Linked DNA regions of Homo sapiens: region 1 is linked to region 2. A link is a contact called in ENCODE Hi-C or POLR2A ChIA-PET data. All regions are on one chromosome and are shown on one strand. The core of a region is the stretch at or near the end of the contact, and the rest is flanking DNA. Distances in the headings are between cores, read along the strand shown.

Region 1 (7,240 bases), core at 4,029-6,528, 150 kb before region 2:
TCAGAAATAAATCCATACATTTATAGTTGATTTTCAACAAAGATGCCAACAGCACAAAATGAGGAAAGATCAGTCTCTTCAATAAATGGTGCTAGGAAAACTGCATGTCTACATGCAGAACAATGAAATCAGACTTTCATCTCACACCATATACAAAAATCAACTCAAACTGGATTAAAGACTTAAACATAACACCTGGAACTGTAAAACCACTAGCAGAAAACATAGGGAAAAAGCTCCATGACACTGTTCTGGGCAACGATTTTTTGAATATGAATGTGAAAGCACAGGCAACAAAAGCAAAAATGGATACATGGAATTACATCAAACTAAAAAGCTGTACAGCAAAGGATCACCAGAGTGAAGAGAAAACCTACAGAATGGGAGAATATTACATCTTGATAAGAGGTTAATATCTAAAATACACAAGAAACTCAAACAACTCAATAGAATGAAAAAAATAGCCTGATTTTAAAATAGGCAAAGGTTGGCTGGGTGTGGTGTGCATACCTATAGTTCCAGCTACTCCAGAGGTTGAGATGGGAGAACCACTTGAGCCTATTGAGCCCAGAGTTTGTATTCAGCCTGGGCAACAAGGTGAGACCCCATGTCTATTTTTTTTTTTTTGAGATAGAGTCTCGCTCTGTCACTCAGGCTGGAATGTAGTGGCGCGATCTTGGCTCACTGCAGCCTCTGCCTCCTGGGTTCAAGTGATTCTCCTGCCTCAGCCTCCCGAGTAGCTGGGACTACAGGCATTTGCCACCACACCTGGCTAATTTTTGTATTTTCAGTAGAGATGAGGTTTCATCATGTTGGCTAGGCTAGTCTCAAACTCCTGCCCTCAGGTGATCCGCCCACCTGGACCTCCCAAGGTGCTGGGATTACAGGCATCATCCACTGTGCCCGGCCCCCATGTCTATTTTTAAAATAAAAATAAAATTAAAAAAAAAAAGGCAAAGAACCTGAATAGACATTTATCAAAAGAAGACATACAAATGGCCAACCAGTATATAAAAAATGTAATCTCAGCACTTTGGGAGGCTGAGGTGGGTGGATCACAAGGTCAAGAGATCAAGACCATCCTGGCCAACATGGTGAAACCCTGTCTCTACTAAAAATACAAAAATTAGCTGGGTGTGCTAGTGCGTGCCTGTAGTCTCAGCTACTTGGGAAGCTTAAAACTGGGAGGCAGAGGTTACAGTAAGCTGAGATCACGCCACTGCACACCAGCCTGGCGACAGAGTAAGAATCTGTCTCAAAAAAAAAAATGTTGAACATCACTAATCATCGCGGATATGAAAATTAAAACCACAATGAGATAATACCTCATACGTGTTAGAATGGCTATTACCAAAAACACAAAAGAAAAAATTAGTCAGGTATGGCGGCACATATCTGTGGTCCCAGCTACTTGAGAGGCTGAAGTGGGAGCATCTGGAGGTTGAGGTTGCAGTGAGCCATGACCTCGCCATTGTACTCCAGCCTGGGGAAACGAGCCATGATCTCGCCATTGTACTCCAGCCTGGGGAAACAGAGCAAGACTCTGTCTCAAAAAAAAGACAAAAGATATCAAGTGTTGGCAGAGATGTGGAGACAGTGAACCCTGGCACAGGTTGGTGGGAATGTAAATTAGTACAGCCATTATGGAAAACAGTATAGAAGTTCTTCAAAAAATTAAAAATACAATTATCATATGAACCAGCAATCCCAGTACTGGGTATATATCTGTTAGAAACAAATTTTCGGTGCCGCAAAGAAATAGCACTCAAACATAAATTTAATTTTCTCAGCAAGGCAATTTTTACTTCTATAGAAGGGTGCGACTTGCAAACGGAGTAATGGTGAGAGCACACCTGGACAAGGGAGGGAAGGGGTTCTTATTCCTGACGCAGGTAGCTCCTACTGCTGTGTTGTTCACCTATTGGCTAGGGTTGGACCACACAGTCTAAGCTAATTCCGACTGGCTATTTTAAAGAGAGTACAGGTATGAGCCAGAGTGGTGGGGTGAGTAGTTTGTGGGAAGGATGGTTAGGAACAGGTAACTAAAGGTGACTTAGGTCAGAGCAGGTGACCAGGGGTGACTCGGGTCAAAGCAGGTGATAGGGATGAGTCAGGACAGAGCAGGTGACCAGGGGAACAAATGTGAACTACCGATTAAAACTGATGGAAAAAGTTGTTTACTGAAACTACAAGGAAGTTAAACTTTAAAATGGAGGACAAAGAACTGAACATACTGACATACTGATTCTTTGAAAAGAAATCTAGAACTCACTGTATCTAACATATCTAAAGAAACTGAAGTCAAGATGTCAAAGAGATATCTGCATCCTCATGTTTCACTGCAGCACTGTTCACAATAGCCAAGATATGGAATCAACCTAAGTGTCCATCAACAAATGAATAGATAAAGAAAATGTGGTATATATATACACAGTCTTTCACTGTGTGTATATATATATATACACATACACACACAATGGAATACTATTCAGCTTCAAAAATTGAGGAAATCCTGTCATTTGTGACAATATGGGTGAACCTGGAGGACATTATGCCAGGCACAGAAAGACAAATAATACATGATCTCACTTATATGAGGAATCTAAAAATGTTGAATTCATAGCAACAGACAGTAAAATAGTGGATACCAGAGGCTGGGGAGGGTGGGGGTAAAAGGACTGGAGAGATGTTGATCAAAAGACAGAAAAATTTAGTTAAATAAGAGGGATAAGTTCAAGAGAACTATTGTAAATCATGGTGACTATAGTTAATATATTATGGCTAGGCATGGTGGCTCACGCCGGTAATCCCAGCACTTTGGGAGGCTGAGATGGGGAGATTGTTTGAGTCCAGGAGTTTGAGACTAGCCTGGGCAACATGGCGAGACCCAACCCCTAAAAAAAAACAAAAACAAAAATTAGCTGGGCTTGGTGACATGCAGCTGTGGTCCCTGCTACTTGGGAGGCTGAGGTGGGAGGATCACCTGAGCCCAGGAGGTAGAGGCTACAATGAGCCATGATCACGCTACTGTACTCCAGCCTGGCCAACAGAGCAAGGCCCTGTTTCAATAACAAGAAAAGAAATATATTATATACACTTGAAAGTTGCTGAAAGAGTGGATTGTAAGTGTTCTCTATAAAAAAATTGATCAATATGTGAGGTAATGCATATGTTAGCCTGATTTAGCCATTCAATAAGGTATGCATATATCAAAACATCATGTTGTACACCATGAATATATACATATTTGGAGATTAGGTCTTTGAAGGGGTGATTAAATTAAAATGAGGCTGTTAAAGCGGGGCCCTAATTCAGTATGATTGGTGTTCTTATAAGAAGAGGAAGAGACAATAGGGGCTGAGCCACAAAGAGATGACTATGTGAGGACAAAGAGGCAAGAAGGTGGCCATCTGCAAGGACAGAGGCCTCAGAGGAAACCCACCCTCCCAGCACCTGGATTTTGGACTTCTAACTCTAAAACAGTTCCAGTTTTTCAGAACTGTGAGAAAATAAATGTCTATCATTTAAGTCACTCAGACTGTGGAATTTTGTTATGGCAGCCTTAGCAAACTAAGACAGCATCTTTACTTCATTGATAAACTCAGACATCGTGCTGCATGCCAGGCACTGTTCTAAGTTCTTCACAAATGTTTACACATTTCAACACCTTTCCAGCAGTGCCAATACATCACTATGGCTGCATTTCTCAGTAGGTACGAGGGGAGAAGATATACCCCCTTGTCCCTGGGGTGGGATCTGGAGAATCAAAACCAATATAGTTTGAGCACAGGAAACTCCTGAAAGACATGTCTCTTTCCTCAAGTGGGTATCAGAGGTGATGATGATTATGATGATGATGATGATGAATAACAAGAGTAAAATCTTAGCTACCATTAATTGAGCTCTTGCTGTACACAGGCACATGCCACGTATATTACAAGAATTCTCTCATTTCACCCCCAACAGCAACCTTAAGATTTAGGTAATATTTCATTCCCTTTGTTTTACAGAGGAGAAAACACTGTTCAAAAAGGGTAAGTAAGCCAGTTGCCCAGCTGGTGAGAAGAATCAAGATTCCAACCCAGATCTGCCCAATTCCAGTTCTGAGTCTTTCACTGCACATGGCCTAGGGGAGTAGACTGGGGTCACTTGGTGGGAGGTGTGGGGGATGGAGGTTTAAATGGGAAAATGAATTTGTTCGTAATGCAAGAGATCAGTGGGGAGCCAGCAGGTTTTTTGAAAAGAAAAGGTAGTAGGGATAATCTAAAAGCCTTAACAATTACATGTACAAAAACAATAGCTCTCATTCATTTAGCTCCTCCTACATGTCAGGCATTCAGCTTGGAACTTAGAATAGTTCTGATAAGCAGATATTTTTGCATTTTCATTTCATGGACATAGAAGTTGAAGTACAGGGAAGCTGAAAGATTTGCCCAAGGCTCAAGTAAGTGGCTGAACCGGAGTGGCAGACCTGGGCGCCTCCCAGTCCTGCATCCACCCAAGCTCGTCCACTCTGCTCTGGTGGAGAATCAACAACCCCTGCACCCATATCGCACATCTGGCCGTGAATGTATGAGGGCTTCCATGCTCTGAACAGACAAGTTACATATCATATCACCGTCTTTGCGAAGATTCAGCCTGAAGCATTAACATTGAGCAGCTCTGCCCAAGAACGTTCCACAGAGCCTTCATTTCCCAAGACGTTCCAGGGAAAAAGTTCTATGGTTGGAAGTTTGGATGTGCTGCCTGTTATCTATCCCTCTCCTGCCTCAGAGACCTACAATGTACATCAGCAGATTCTAAAGGTTTTAAGAAGTTCTGCAATTTAAAAAAGTCCACTTCCTTCATTTAGCCTAAGGTTTCCCAAATTTATCTGAACCATAGAATTGTTTTTCTACATGTGCCAGCTAATATACAGTGCAGCACTCTTTCAGAGATACTGCATTGTTAAATGGAAGAGGGAGGAAAAGAAGTCTGCTGGAGCTACTTTTTGAAGCTAACTAAAATGCAGACTTTTCTCCCTTAAGAATCATCAAGCCCTTTGCTGTTTACATTTAGTTGCTTTCTACTGAGAACATAGAAAGTTTAAAAAGAGAGAGACCATAAATCAGAGGAGGGAAGGGCTATTTGCATTCCTAACTCTCTTGGCTCATCGGGTACCTTCTTGCTTCCACCCCAACCCCGCCTCAACCCCATTCTTTCTCCAAGTTTCCACCCCTCCTCCTCTCCTTGGGGCTGCTCTCCAGCTACACACAGCTGGAGGTGGTTGCAACTTGCAATGCACACATCCCCTCCCTCCTGCAATGCCGATGCAGTGACAGGGAGGCATCACATGCTCTGCCAACCGTACAGCCTCAGCTCTGGCACAAGAAGACCCTCCCAGGGAAGAGGGGCGTTGGTGGTGGGGGTTAGGGGGAGGATTGCCAATTTTTCCTTCAAGATTTTCAGATTACGGGTGCTATGATTTTTCTATTTCTCTTTTTGCTTATTTTCAGCTTGTAATTTCCTACAATGAATATGCAGCACTTGTGTCTTAAGGAAGAGGAAGAAGAGAAAGGAGGGAGTAGGGAGGAGACTAGAGGCGGAGGAGAAGGAAATACCATCTCTGGAGGAGACTGCATAAGCTCGACTAACAAAATATATCAAATTTTATAGCAGTACATCTCCTAACACCTGCAGGTAGAGTTCTGGGCTGCAGTGTTGCTATTTGCAATGACACGTGCCCAGTTACCCCTTAACCAGTGCCAGCTCAGGCGTCGGGCACAGAAGCCCTCTCCTTACCCACTCGAAAGATCAAATCGTCTTCGATGGGATTCTCTTTTCGTTTTCCAGTGCTGTACATGCTTGCGGGTCTTTTCACAGCTTTCTGCTTGACGTGGCCGCTCCCCGGGGACTTAACGCGCCTCTTCACGCCTTCTGTGGTGGGAGACACATCAGCGGATCGGATCACTTTCAGCTTAAACGGGCTGCCTCGGATGTGCTGGTCATAGAGTCTCAGAGACAGGGTAAAGTCCCCTTCCTTCTGGACAGTGTACAAAAACTCATAGGTGCCGTTCTTGTTGTCCAGGATCTCCCCGTCTGCCACGCTCCCGTCGGGGGTGCTCAGTTCGGCGGTGAGGTAGGCGTTGCCGGTTTTGCACAGCTCACCGTCTTTGTCCTTGGTGGTGATGGTGACGGACATGGGCTGCCCGATGATGGTCTGCCGCAGCCCCTCGCCCGTGGCCACTGTCTCTGAGGCAACGGCGTTGGTGGTTAAGATCGTCCCGAGGTTGTGGATGGACTTCTTCAGCCCCTCGGTTTCCACGATGAAATCCAGCTGGTCGTTCTCCCGCGGGTGCAAGGGGAAGTCCTGGTCGGCCAGCTCGTTCAGCTTCTCGCTCATCTGCTTCTTCACCAGTAGGACCTCGGTCTCCGTGCCATGGTTGAGGGCCTGCGCTGTGAAGTTGCTGCAGCTCTTAATGCTCTCCTGCCCCTGGAGCAGAGTATCCAGCTGCGACTGGAGGACCTGCGGGAAAACCGGAGGCCTGGTGAGCTCGTCCCACAGGGCGGGGCCTAGCCCGGGGCAGTGCCCTCCACCGGCGAGAAGGAGACTCTACACCTGCCCACGCAGGTGGCTCTGAGCAAGCGGTGTTTGTCAACCCAGGGAACCCAGTGCTAACGCAAAGTCCTAAACTGCATTCCCAGTACCTTTTCGAGGTTTCCCTTCCGCCTCGCCCTCTCTTCCACACATGTATTTCTTGGCTCATGTGTTTTGGAGAGGGGAAAACAGAAAGGTCACTACCAAGAGCATAGCAAATTAATTGCTATGCCTGACATCTGAAATATTCATTATTCAGTATCTTTCCCCATGTCCCCATGTCCATCACCACCTAAAGGAACAGGAAGTAAACAAATGAAAACTCTCCACACCTGAACATCAGAGGTTTCTCATCCCTGTTTTGTGAACAGACATGCAGAGTTAAACAAAGGCTGCAGTCAGGGTTCATTTTGAAGCTGACTAACAGGTTGGTGTGGGTGAGAGAGCAATTAAGAAACTATTTCATGTTATAACTGAGGAATGAAAACAATCCAGTTTAACTCTAAATGCTAAAAGCATTACATTATATTCAACCTTGCCTCTTGTCAAATTATAAACTAGTACTTAAAGTCACAGAGTCATCGAATTTTGCTGAAAATAGGGGAAAAAATAGCTGGATATTACATTCAGTGAAAACTATAGTTTACTATACAATGATGACAC
Region 2 (6,567 bases), core at 311-2,810:
CTCCTGACATGCATCACAAGAAGAAATCTCAGAAGCACCATGTTACATGACAGACTACATATGATTTAATTTATAGGAAATTTTAGAAAAAGCGAAACAGGAGGCAGATCAGTGGATGCCTGGGGTCAGAAGGTAGCGGGAAGGGACTGGCTGTAAAGGGGTACAAGGGAACTTCAGGAGTGATGGACGTGTGCTATGTCATGATGTGGTGGCAGTGACAGGACTCTATACATTTGTCAATACTCATTGAATTGTACAGTTAAAATCAGCGAATTTCATTGTATGTAAATTATAACAACAAAATTGGCAAAACAGTCTTTTTTAAATACTTCATTCAGCAGTTTAAGATGCTCTATATTGGGAGTTTCTCTACACATTTAATTCACAAAATTCACGTGAGACTTTCTTAACATGCCTAAATATGTCTATATTTTAACCGATAGCACTTACTGTAGGTGGGCTTGCATAGGTATTTGATGATTACCTAGCTCCCTTGTGCTAGACCGTAAACCCAAGTGGACAGGCCACCATTGTACCCATACCTGGCACATACTGGGCCTTTAAGAAATATTTGTTGAATAAATGCATAACCCCTCCCCCAGAGCAAATCTGAACACTGGAAAATCTGATTATACATCTTTCCTCCAGCTGATCTCTGATTACCTTCGATTTCATTACTAAAATCTTTTCTGAGCCACAAATGAAAGTGGGAGAGTTAGAAATCTTTCATTTAACCCCATTATGTTATAGAAACCACTTATCCTGGCTGCATTTATCTGGGCTGCATGCCCAGTGTGCACTCAAGAGTGTCACCATATGGGCTGAGATGGAGGACATTCAGCAGCCAAGGGCTGCGTCTGTGGGCTGCTGTGTCTGACCTCGCTGATCTCCTTCCATTTCCAGTCTTCTTTTGTTACCACAGACTAAGCATCCTATTTCACCTCAAGGCTTAAATCCAAGGTTTTCCTTTTAATGCATACATAATTCGTCTAAGCATTAAAACATAGTATTAGTCAGAGGGCAATGTGATTGGAATCAGGTGAGAAATCAATGGAAGCCAAAGAATGCAGAGGCCTTTGGGCTGGAGCCAACAGCCCCTTCGGAGAGGACTGAGGCCAGGAAGGCACCAGACGTTTCTCTGTTTAGGGAATGAATTACATCATCCATTCATTTGACCTTGGTCTTCAGTTACTTATCTATAAATGCCACACCCTCCTCCTTTCCAGGTCAGAACCAAGGTGCAAAAATGCCAAATGCCAAAATCCTTCCTGGTTATTGTGATCGATCAACAGGAAAAAAACAAAACAAAAAATAACAACAACAAAACACACACACAAGAATCAGGCATTTCTCTTGTCTTTGTATAGAAATCTGTAAGCACAAATTGTATAAATTTGGTGGCTTCTCTTAAAATGTAATGTAGTACACATTGGCTATTTGATACCCTGCATCTATATTCTCTCCTGGATACAAGAACACAGATTTCAAGAGTGAATTTGGCTTGAGTGGGACTGAACCCTCCCCAAGTGCCTGGAGTGGTTTCTGGCTGGCTTAAACCAATGGGCACACCCACCATGGCCCCAAGCCAAATGGACTGGTTTGGAGACTGGCACTACCAAATCAGAGGCAACAAGCCAGGAGGACATTTGCCGGGGCTTTTGGGAAGAATAAACCTATTTTATAGTAGCTCTGAAAAAGAGACCACCCTTTTTACCCGAATGGTGAATTTTGGAGCAGCTACAGCCTTTTTCCAGTAATCGAGATCCTGGAGCAGCCTCTGGGGCCACCTTGTGGAATCTGTGGATAAAGCCAACACCATATAAAGCAGATTGAGGACAGAAGGCAGGCTGTTGGTGACATTTTTTGAGCTGCTGGATCAAATGTCACCTGAAATTATTACCTTTAGAGTTTTAGTTACCATTAAGTCAATAAACTACCTTTCTCTTATAGGCCAGCCTGGTTTCAATTTCCTTTTGTATTTTGTGCAAATCACTTTCATTTGTAATTTTTTTAAAAAATTTTTATTTATTTATTTATTTATTTATTTATTTTATTTATTTATTTTTTGAGACAAGGTCTTCCTCTGTTGCCCAGGCTAGAGTGCAGTGGCGCCATCTCAGCTCACTGCAACCTCCGCATCCCAGGTTCAAGCAATTCTCGTGCCTCAGTCACTGAGTAGTGGGGATTACAGGTGTGTGTCAACACACCCGGCTAATTTTTGTGTTTTTAGTAGAGACGGGGTTTCGCCATGTTGCCCAGGCTGGTCTTGAACTCCTGAACTCAAGTGATCTGCCTGCCTCGGCCTCCCAAAGTGCTGGGATTACAGGCGTGAGCCACCATGGCTGGCCAAGTCTGTTCTTAACCAGTTCTCCATACTCTTCTCAAGTCAAACCTGTCTACCACAGTTGAAATCATTCCAGTATTTCATCCAAACAACAGTCATTCATTACTACCTTACCCTAATCCAACCGGAGATCATGAAAGCTCTTTTCTGTAAATGAACCACCCTCCACCTGCCCTGAAATTCCTGCCACTCTTTGTCTCTCAGGGCTGACACAGAGGAGGAGAGAACTCCTTGCAGAAGTGGGAAAGTTGTGGGTTTGGAGATTCACACTTTGCTTTCCCACCCATCAGTTAAAATCTTGGGCACCCTCAGTCGGAAATCTCCCTTTCGCAGACCAAAGCAGGCAGCTCCTTTGGAGAAGCCTAGAGCCCTTCCACCTCCTCTTCATTTCTGTGGCTGCCTGGCAGCTGCTGGCTGCACACCTGTGCACAGGGCTCCATTGTTTTCCCTGTGCACTTGTCTCATGCTTTCTCTTAAAATGTTGCCCCTTCTCATTCTTGAAGCACAAAAGCACATAGCATGGGTCTAATATATTGTCAACAATTTTTTTTTTGAAATAGAAAGAAAGAGGCTGGGCATGGTGGTTCATGCCTGTAATCCCGGCACTTTGGGAGGCCAAGGCGGGTGGATCACCTGAGGTCAGGATTCCGAGACTAGCCTGGCCAACATGGCAAAACCCTGTCTCTACTAAAAATACATATTAGCCGGGCATGGTAGCACATGCCTGTAATCCCAGCTACTCTGGAGGCTGAGGCAGAAGAATCACTTGAACCCAGGAGGCAGAGGTTTCAGTGAGCTGAGATGTATCACTGCGCTCCAGTGTGGACTACAGAGCAAGACTCTGTTAAAGCAAAAAAAAAAAAGAAAGAAAGGGAAGGGAAGGGAAGGGAGGAGGGAGGGAGGGAGGGAGGGAAGGTAGGAAGGAAGGAATGAAGGGAGGGAGGGAGGGAGGGAAGGAAGGAAGGAAAAGAAGAAAGAAAGAAAAAGAAAGAAAGAAAGAGAAAGAAGGAAAGAAGGAGAAAGAAAGAGAAAGAAAGAAAACAGAAAGAAAGAAAGAGGAAAAGAAAGAAAAGTATTTGAACAGCAGTGTGGTCTGTCACTGGCTGGCTGGTTCCGCAAGGGGAACTGGGATTTTTGCAAGCACCTACCCAGCTCCTCTATGCATGTCTTTTTTTTTGAGCTGCCCCACACTCTAGTAGGCAGGTATCTTATTCCTATTTTACAGATGGGGAGACAGGAGGACTTGCCCAGGGTCACAGAGCAGTGGTGTGGCCACTCTTTGAACCAGGCTGTGTGGTTCTAATGCTTAGGCTCTCATACTGCACCACCCAGGGAAAAGCCAGGACTGTGGGCTGGGGGCAGCTGGGCCTTCAGGTTGAGAATGAGAAGCACTGCCGTACCAAAGGCCACCAGGATTGCCAATCAAAGCAGGAATTAAGTCCCCACGTGGCACCTAATAAAAGGCTGAGGAGAGCATGGCCTTAGAGTCAGGAGCAACAGGGAGGCCAGGCACAGTGGTTCGTGCCTATAATTCCAGGACTTTGGGAGGCTGAGGTGGGAGGATGGCTTGAGCCCAGGAGTTTGAGACCAGCCTGGGCAACATAGGGAAACCCTGTCTTTAAAAAAAAATTAAAAACTAGCTGGATGTGATGGCATACACCTGTGGTCCCAGCTACTCAGGAGGCTGAGCTGGGAGGATCATCTGAGCCTGGAGGCAGAGGTTGCAGTGAGCCGAGATTGCACCACTGTGCTCCAGCCTGGGTGACCCTATCTCAAAGAAAAGAAAAGAAAAGAAAAAGAACGTCAGGGAAGTGGGGAAGAGACAAGAGACAAGGAGTGTGGCAAAGGACCAGAAGCAAAAACCCAACTTTTTGTTCCCTTCATTTTGCCCAAAGTAGCCACAGCTTTAATGGGGAGTGCAGGCAGCAGCGGCCTGGTAAGGGCTGCCGCATCCCGGGGGACTGAGGTCACAGTCTCACTGTTGCTCAGAACTCCATGGTAGCTTCTTTCTGCTGAGCAGGGCCTTCCCCTGAATTCCTGTTAAACCTCAATCTTTCCTGGTCATATGAACATTCATTATGTGGTTTTATGACATTTTGTCATCCTCTATTCCCTGTCTCCAACAACCCCAACAAAAACATGTCTTTCTGGAGATGGATGGTGATGATGGTTGCACAACAATGTGAACGTATTTAGTGCCATGCAACCGTATGCTTAAGAATGGTGAAGATGGTAAGTTTTATGTATATTTTACCACCATTAAAAACTGTGATAAAAACGTGCTTATCCAAACTTTTCACTGACTTATACTTAGGTACTGTGACTTTATGGCCACACTGAAACATTCTAGAGGCTTGTACCAAATGTTCCCCACCCATTCCATCCCCCACTTCAGCCTCATTCACACTTCTACAAGCTGAGGCCAGTCTGGACTGGACAAGAGGGGTCAGGTGGGTGGGCATGGGGGGAGGGGGCCTGTATTAGTCAGGGTTCTCTAGAGGGACAGAATTAATAGGATAGATGTATATATAAAAGGGAGTTTATTAAGGAGTATTGACTCACACAATCACAAGGTCCCACAATAGGCCATCTGCAAGCTGAGGAGCAAGGAAGCCAGTCTGAGTCCCAAAACCTCAAAAGTAGGAAGGCTGACAGTGCAGCCTTCAGTCTGTGGCCAAAGGCCCAATAGCCCCTGGCAAACCACTGGTGTAAGTTCAAGAGTCCAAAAGAACTTGGAGCCTGATGTTCGAGGGCAGGAAGCATCCAGCACGGGAGAAATATGAAGTCTGGAAGACTCAGCCTGTCTATCCCTTCCATGTTTTTCTCCCTGCTTTTATCCTAGACACGCTGACGGCTGATTAGATGGAGCCCATCCACATTGAGGGTGGGTCTGCCTCTCCCAGTCCACTGACTCTAATGTTAATCTCCTTTAGCAACACCCTCACAGACACACCCAGGATCAATACTTTGCATCCTTCAATCCGATCATGTTGACACTCAATATTAACCATCACAAGGTATTTGCCGTCAAAACAGAGCAGTGGTCCCTGCTCCTCTTGGCCTGGTGAAGCTTTGGTGCCAGTGTCTGCAATTTTAGACACAATATAAATCAAGGCATGCATAGAATTCACTGGCCTGAGAAGGCACAGTGCATGCATATGTAGAGCTTTTGGCAGCACTGGCGTTTCTAAGGCAGGTACTGGGCATAAAATCTCCTTTCCTGCAGGTACTAGAAACAAAGTGTTTTCTCCAACACATGGTACAGGAGAGGCCCCGGGGTATGGAATCTTCTGGGGGTGGAGCCAGGGACCCCTTTCTGATGTTTTATAGTGTCTAGTTTCTTCCTTGATTTCAGCGAGCATAACAATGTTCTCTGTTCACATTGCCTATATTAGCATTGGCTGGTTTGTAAAATTCAGAAATTGACTCAAAATGGGCAGTGTATTAAAGTGCCACAGGTATGACTCTATGTTATATTACGAAGGAGTGGGGAGAAAATTAGTTATTAAAACATGATAATAACAGCTAACATTACTGAGTGTTATTCTGTACCAGGCACTGGGCTAATTGTTTTTCATGTTGTAGGTTACGTAATCATCCCAGCCCTATGTGGCAGGCTGGTGGCACAGATGAGGAAGTTGTGGCACAAAGCGATAATTTAGCTTACTCCAGATCCCAGGGGACAATAAATGGCAAAGCCATTGCAGGCGGCCTAATATCAGAGCCCCTCATGCTTTCTGTTATATAAAAGCACAGTGGAACCTGCTGTATATGAGGTTATTGATGCATCCTTTTTAAAAAAACAGAAACATTAAGTACTGAAGACAATCGTACCATAAATCTTTCCATTTTGTTTATTCAGATTTTCATTTATCAGATTTTATTTTTATTTTATCCAATTTTAAGTGCAACACACTTTCATATAGTTCACTCAAGATATTTTGAGGCAAATTTAACATTGCATTGTCAAAGCCATGATCACAATTCAGTAATTGTTATGCCCTGCAGCGATTAAGACAGAAATGAACATTTCTACTACCAATGGCTTTTGTTTAAAAGAAGAAAAAGGGCACTTAACTCTCTAAGGCATAGAAGGCTTCTGTCATTTTAGATAAGCCGCCAGCCACCAACCAGAACCCACAGGCCAGGGGTGGGTGTCCCCATTCAGATAAGGACTGTGTATGACCAAGGCAGGAAATAAAATAAAACCCAAACAGCAGTTG

Evidence for each region. A loop is a pair of places that touch in the nucleus more often than their neighbours do. ChIA-PET counts read pairs that join two places held with the same protein, here RNA polymerase II (POLR2A). Pooled maps may share reads with other maps.
Region 1: a map of mammary epithelial cell shows a loop between it and region 2 (7-fold over the local background). The contact joins two enhancer-like sites. A Hi-C loop is called at or near these places in 6 of 168 maps with a recorded cell type or tissue (GM13977, endothelial cell of hepatic sinusoid, gastrocnemius medialis and 3 more) and 5 of 50 pooled maps. POLR2A ChIA-PET finds 5 or more read pairs at or near these places in 5 of 52 experiments (BJ, H1, T-cell and 2 more).

What each region holds. Positions count from the first base shown.
Region 1 is chr4:153,294,578-153,301,817 of GRCh38, reverse strand. TRIM2 (tripartite motif containing 2) reads right to left here. Exons shown (of 12, transcript NM_015271.5): 6 at 5,782-6,505. Among named protein-coding and RNA genes, the nearest start is that of MND1, 46 kb to the left of the region's middle. Within about 2 kb of position 5,278, at least 6 of the 41 ENCODE cell types and tissues checked have a DNase peak (open chromatin) inside an H3K27ac peak, as active enhancers do.
Region 2 is chr4:153,138,349-153,144,915 of GRCh38, reverse strand. No RefSeq gene overlaps it. Among named protein-coding and RNA genes, the nearest start is that of TRIM2, 63 kb to the left of the region's middle. Within about 2 kb of position 1,560, at least 12 of the 41 ENCODE cell types and tissues checked have a DNase peak (open chromatin) inside an H3K27ac peak, as active enhancers do.